Regions from separate parts of the Homo sapiens genome. Here region 1 is linked to region 2. Evidence: read pairs that join two places in POLR2A ChIA-PET (ENCODE). Cell type or tissue: GM12878. All regions are shown on one strand. Each heading gives the region's core, and the rest is flanking DNA. Links, peaks and the distances in the headings are about the cores only.

Region 1 (2,805 bases), core at 207-2,706, 220 kb before region 2:
GTGGTTTCCATGGCCAAAGCATCAGTAGATGTTGGCTCAGGTGACCTAGTCACACAGGTGGCAGCTCTTCATTTCTACCTGGGTAACTTTTTCTTTTTTCTTTCTACACTTTTGTAAAACAAATAGCACAGCCCCTGCTCCTGGTTGACATGACTGAAGTCACAGGCTTGGACCAGACTCCCCTCTCAGTCATTCCCAGGGAAATAGGCAAAGCGTGTCCCCCCAAAACTGTGTCTTTAAACTCAACGCATTGGTGAGTCCTGAAATCCATTGAGTGGGCTACAGTCGACCTTTTAAGAAATGAAATAGGGCTAGGTGCAGTGGCTCACACCTGTAATCCCAGCACTTTGGGAGGCCAAGGCAGGCGGATCACTTGAGGTCAGGAGTTTGAGACCAGCCTGAGTAACATGGAGAAACCCCATCTCTATTAAAAATACAAAAAATTAGCCAGGCGTGGTGGTGCATACCTGTAGTCTCAGCTACTTCCTGGGCTGAGGTGGGAGGATCTCTTGAGCCCAGGACGTTGAGGCTGCAGTGAGTCCTAATCATGCCACTGCCCTCCAGCCTAGGTGGCAGAGTGAGACCCTGTCTCAAAAAAAAAAAAAAAAAAAAAAAAAAAAAGAAATAGAATGAAATGGAAAATAAGAGCGCCTCACATAGTAACTTCAGTGCTAGTTATGGAATGTGTGTACACAAGTCAGTGTGTACTGAGATGCAGGGTATGAAATGTGATTTCTTATTGAGAAACACCGCTCCAAACTCCCTTCCCAGCATGGGGCTTCCCCAGCTGTGAGGAGGGTGCAGGGCTGGGCAGTGTTCATGAGGGGTCCCGCAGGAGGAGGGGGAGCTGGGCTTGGCAGCCTGGGTTGGAATCCTAGCCTTGCTTCTCGCTGGCTGTGTGACCTGGGGCAAGTCACTGGCCTCTCTGTTCTCAGTTTCCTCATCCATAAACAGAGACATTGCAGTCCCCGCCTCATGGGCTTGTTACAGTATGTTAATGAAGGTCTTTGCACAGAGCTCAGAAAATATTAAATAGCAGGTATTCTGGGGATAGTTGGAATGATTACAGTTCCTACTCCTGTAAATATGTCCCATATAGTCTGTATGCAGCCCTGCCATCATCTCACCAGGCTGACCGGCTCATCTATCAGGCAGGAGGGTTCCTAACCCTATAGAAAAGGAGACAGTTGGGGAGCATGGCTTTAGGGGAACCTGGGCTGCCAGTTAAGCCCCTCAGCCTGTAAGCAGCTCCTCCTGCCAGAGCTGATCAGCTGTCACGGTGGTTGTTTTCATGAACCTCAGACTTCCTCCCCACCCTAGAGAAGGAAAAGTTTCTACACTTATTTAAAGACTTCCCTGATTTTAAAAATAGGCCTTCCTCAGAACACGGATCCCCTGGGGCAGGAAGGGAGAAGTGCTGGGGGCAGCTGAGCCTGCTGCTTGGAGTCCTCTTGCCTCCCCACAGAGAAGAGATTTGCTCAGGGGTTTCATTCCACCTTCCACCATCCAGGAGGTATGTTTAGCAGGAGCCTGTGGTCTGCCAGGCACAGAGGTCATGCTGTGAACAGCTGGGCCACATGAGAGTGTGATGGGGAAGGCCTGGCCAGCTCCTGAGAGCTGAGATGAAGAAGAAGATAGAGGACAGGGTGAAAGGGGGTTGCACATTCTACGCAAAAGAAGTCACGTGTGCAAAGGTCCTGTGGTTGGAGAAACCAGCCAAGTATGAAAGGCTCAATGTGGCCAGAGTGGGGACAGAGGTGAGAGGGAAGGTGAGAAGATGGGCAGACAGAGGCTAGATAGAGCGTGCAAAACAGGAGTGGGCTTCTGGGAGGCATTGATGTCTTTTTTTTTTTTAACAGACAAGGTCTTGCTGTATCACCCAGGCTGGAGTGCAGTGACACGATCACAGCTTACTGCAGCCTCAACATTCTGGGCTCAAGCGATCCGCCTCTCTCAGTCTCCCAAGTAACTGGGACTAGAGGCGAGCACCACTACACCTGGTTAATTTTTAGATTTTTTTGTAGAGACGGAGTCTCACTCTGTTGCCCAGGCTGGTCTTGAACTCCTGAACTCAGTGATCCCCCTCAGCCTCCCAAAGTGCTGGGATTACAGGTGTGAGTGACTGCACCCAGCCAAAAGTTTTAAATAAGGGAGTGTGTCAGGGTTCCCGAGACCCTATGCCCAGTGTCAGTGACTCACTAGGAGGACCTGTGGGACTCGCATGCAGATGTGCTCCTGGCTCAGATTAATTGCCACAAAAGGATTGAAATTAAAATCAGTAAAGGGAAAAGGCACGTGGGGTGAAGTTCAGAAAAAACCTGGCACAAGCTTCCAGAGCCCTCTCCTGGGTTGGGGGCAGAGGTCCTTGGGGTCACACTTATTTCCTCCAGCAGGGAGTTGTGACAAGATGTGTGAAGTGTTTGCAAGCAGAGCAGTTCCTTAGAGACCCAATGCCCAGAGTTTTCATTGGAGCTGGGCACAGAGGTACCCTCTGCCTGGCACTTAGAAAAATTCCATACTCTCCAAATGAAAGTAGGAGTTCAGCATAAACCATGCTGTTTCCACAAGCAGTCTAGGCACAATGAGCTGCTCTTATCAGGGAATGGCGGGAATTTTCCAGAAGTCCAAATTCCCAGATGCCAGTGGAGGCCAGGCAGGCCTGTCTGAGGAAGGCAGCCTCGGGACCGCTGGGCTGGCCCTTTTCTGCACAGGGAGTGATGTAGTCATGCTTGGAGGGATGCTCTCCTGCAGCTGATGGAGAATGCAGCAGGGAAGGAGAGAGCAGAGAGGAGCTGCGACAGCCTC
Region 2 (2,805 bases), core at 238-2,737:
CTTTTTTCCCCTTGCTTTTAATTGACCATACATATACCCACAGAAAAGTATATATGTCATAAGTATACAGCTTGATGAATATTCCCAAACTATAGATATCTTTGTAGCACTTATTTATTTATTTTTGTAGAGATAGGATCTCACTATATTGCTCAGGCTGCTCTCAAAGTCCTGGGCTCAAGCTATCCTCCCACCTTAGCCTCCCAAAGTGCTGGGATTACAGGTGTGTGAACCATGGCATCTGGCCAATAACACTCATATTGATTGGCAGAAAACTAAAGTGTGAAGAACCTCATTTTCTTTCTTTCTTTCTTTTTTTTTATTTTTAAAGACAGAGTCTTACTCTGTCGCCCAGGCTGGAGTGCAGTGGCGTGATCTTGGCTCACTGCAGCCTCCTCCTCCCGGGTTTAAGCAATTCTTGTGCCTCAGCATCCCACAGGCGCGCACCACCACGCCTGGCTAATTTTTGTGTATTTTTAGTAGAGATGGGGTTTCACTATGTTGGTCAGGCTGGTCTTGAACTCCTGGCCTCAAGTGATCCACCTGCCACAGCCTCCCAAAGTGCTGGGATTACAGGCATGAGCCACCCTGCCCAACCAGAGAACCTCATTTTCTACATAAAACTTAATAGTTAGGGATTCCTATGGTGGCAGTACCTTAGGTTTTATGATTGCTTTGAGAGGCTGTGGGCCCCTTAAAAATGTGTTGGCTTTTATTTTTGTCCATCTTATGGGGAAAATTTGTTTCCTCTAACTTGATGATTTAACATACTTGCTATTTCTAAAATTCTTGCAATACTCTTCATGTAGGTCAGATTGAGTTGTACACTCACCTGCCTGTGATGAAACAGCTGGTCCAGCAGCTCGAGCAGTGGGAGTTCCGAGTCTGTGGAGTTTTTCTTGTTGATTCTCAGTTCATGGTGGAGTCATTCAAGGTCTGAAGCTAAATCTCTTACAGATTTTTTTTTTTTTTTTTTTTTTTTTTTTGTGTGTGTGACAGAGTCTTACTCTGTTGCCTAGGCTGGAGCGCAGTGGCGTGATCTCAGCTCACTGCAACCTCCGCCTCCCAGTTCAAGTGATTCTTGTGCCTCAGCCTCCTGAGTAGCTGGAATTACAGGTGTGTGCCATCATGCCTGGCTAATTTTTGTATTTTTAGTAGAGACGGGGTTTTACCATGTTGGCCAGGCTGGTCTCAAACTCCTGACCTCAAACATCAAGTGATCCACCTGCCTTGGCCTCCCAAAGTTCTCTTAAAGATTTTTAAACTATGAGTTCAAGCAGATGACAGTTCCTTTAATTATTGTGTGATTCTGAACATTTCACAAATGATTCCAGAGTTACTTTATCCCTTTTATTATTAAATTATAACATGTTGTTAATCAAAAATAGTAAATTATTATATCATAGAGATTTAGGAGGAACTGCTTACCAAGAAAAAAACTGAGGTTGCTGGGTGAAGTGGTTCACAGCTATAATCTTAGCACTTTGGGAGGCCAAGGCAGGAGGATTGCTTGAGCCCAAGAGTTTCGGACCTGCTTGGGCAACAGAGTGAGACCCTGTCTCTACAAAAAATATAAAAATTAGCTAGACGTTGTGGCACATGCCTGTAGTCCCAGCTACTTGGGAAGCTGAAGTGGGAGGATCGCTTGAGTACAGGAAGCAGAGGTTGCAGTGAGCCAAGATCGCCAAGATCGCACCATTGCACACCAGCCTGAGTGACAGAGTGAGACTCTGTCTCAAAAAAAAAAAAAAAGAGGAAGTAGTGGGGGAGAAAAAACTGAAGCAGATGGCTATTTTATAAAATAGTCTATTTTTAATTTTCTGAGGACCTTTTGTCCAGTTTATGAACTACCAAGATCAAATTTTTTATTAATAGCTCTTAAGGAATATTAGATGGGAAAGGAAATTAAAATGCTGTCTAAATTGAAATTTGTGATCACTGTATGTTATCTATATCTTCCCTCACCTTTGGGAACCAAGAATCAAGCATTTGATTCCCAATGATTTGGGAACATTTTTTTCTATATGGCTAGCATTACTTTTAATAAAATATAAATAATTTTGCCTTTTCCACATGTTCTGAACTGGCATTTCTTTTTTTTTTTTTTTTTTTTTGAGACCAAGTTTTGCCGTTGTTGCCCAGGCTGGAATGTGGTGGCGCAATCTTGGCTCACGGGAACCTCCGCCTCCTGGGTTCAAGTGATTCTCCTGCCTCAGACTCTTGAGTAGCTGGGATTACAGGCACATGCCACCATGCCTGGCTAATTTTGTATTTTTAGTAGAGACAAGGTTTCACCACGTTGGCCAGGCTGGTCTTGAACTCCTGACCTGAGGTGATCTGCCCGCCTCAGCCTCCCCAAGTGTTGGGATTACAGGCATGAGCCACCACGTCCAGCTTGCATTTCTTTTATTTAGGCCAGTTCTGTTCCAGTGAGGAATAGAAGACTCTTTATGCAGACCAGGTAACTGTTGGCAACAGTCAGTTCATCTTCCCTTTTCTGTTTCCTCCTTCAGTTTATTTCTGGCATCTTGGCAGCCCTGAGTGCCATGATCTCTCTAGAAATTCCGCAAGTCAACATCATGACAAAAATGGATCTGCTGAGTAAAAAAGCAAAAAAGGAAATTGAGAAGTGAGTTCACTGTTCTTCCATTATTATCAGATCTCAGTTGCAGAGATGAACCTTCTGTTTTATTTAGATGGGAAGTTTGGCTGGTTTATAAACCTAGTCTCCTGAATTCATCAGTCTTTCTGTCTTTTAAAGATTTTTAGATCCAGACATGTATTCTTTATTAGAAGATTCTACAA

What was found. Peaks named below come from ENCODE experiments on the same cell type or tissue, not always from the same donor. Only the 100,000 strongest peaks of a DNase experiment are listed, where the experiment ranks them.
Region 1: POLR2A ChIA-PET joins it to region 2 with 10 read pairs; 5 of 35 experiments call an interaction of 5 or more read pairs at or near these places.

What each region holds. Positions count from the first base shown.
Region 1 is chr12:110,676,256-110,679,060 of GRCh38, reverse strand. The region is part of intron 3 of HVCN1 (hydrogen voltage gated channel 1); the gene reads left to right. Among named protein-coding and RNA genes, the nearest start is that of HVCN1, 11 kb to the left of the region's middle. RefSeq lists enhancers at 1,189-1,548, 1,599-1,738. In GM12878, for the core only: no CTCF peak of the experiment used is centred there; a DNase peak (open chromatin) is centred at 1,660; H3K4me3 peaks cover 1,410 bases; H3K27ac peaks cover 2,399 bases.
Region 2 is chr12:110,455,639-110,458,443 of GRCh38, reverse strand. It overlaps GPN3 (GPN-loop GTPase 3), which reads left to right. Exons shown (of 8, transcript NM_016301.4): 4 at 810-934; 5 at 2,514-2,629; 6 at 2,762-2,805. Among named protein-coding and RNA genes, the nearest start is that of ARPC3, 6.7 kb to the right of the region's middle. In GM12878, for the core only: no CTCF peak of the experiment used is centred there; a DNase peak (open chromatin) is centred at 1,603; H3K27ac peaks cover 2,379 bases.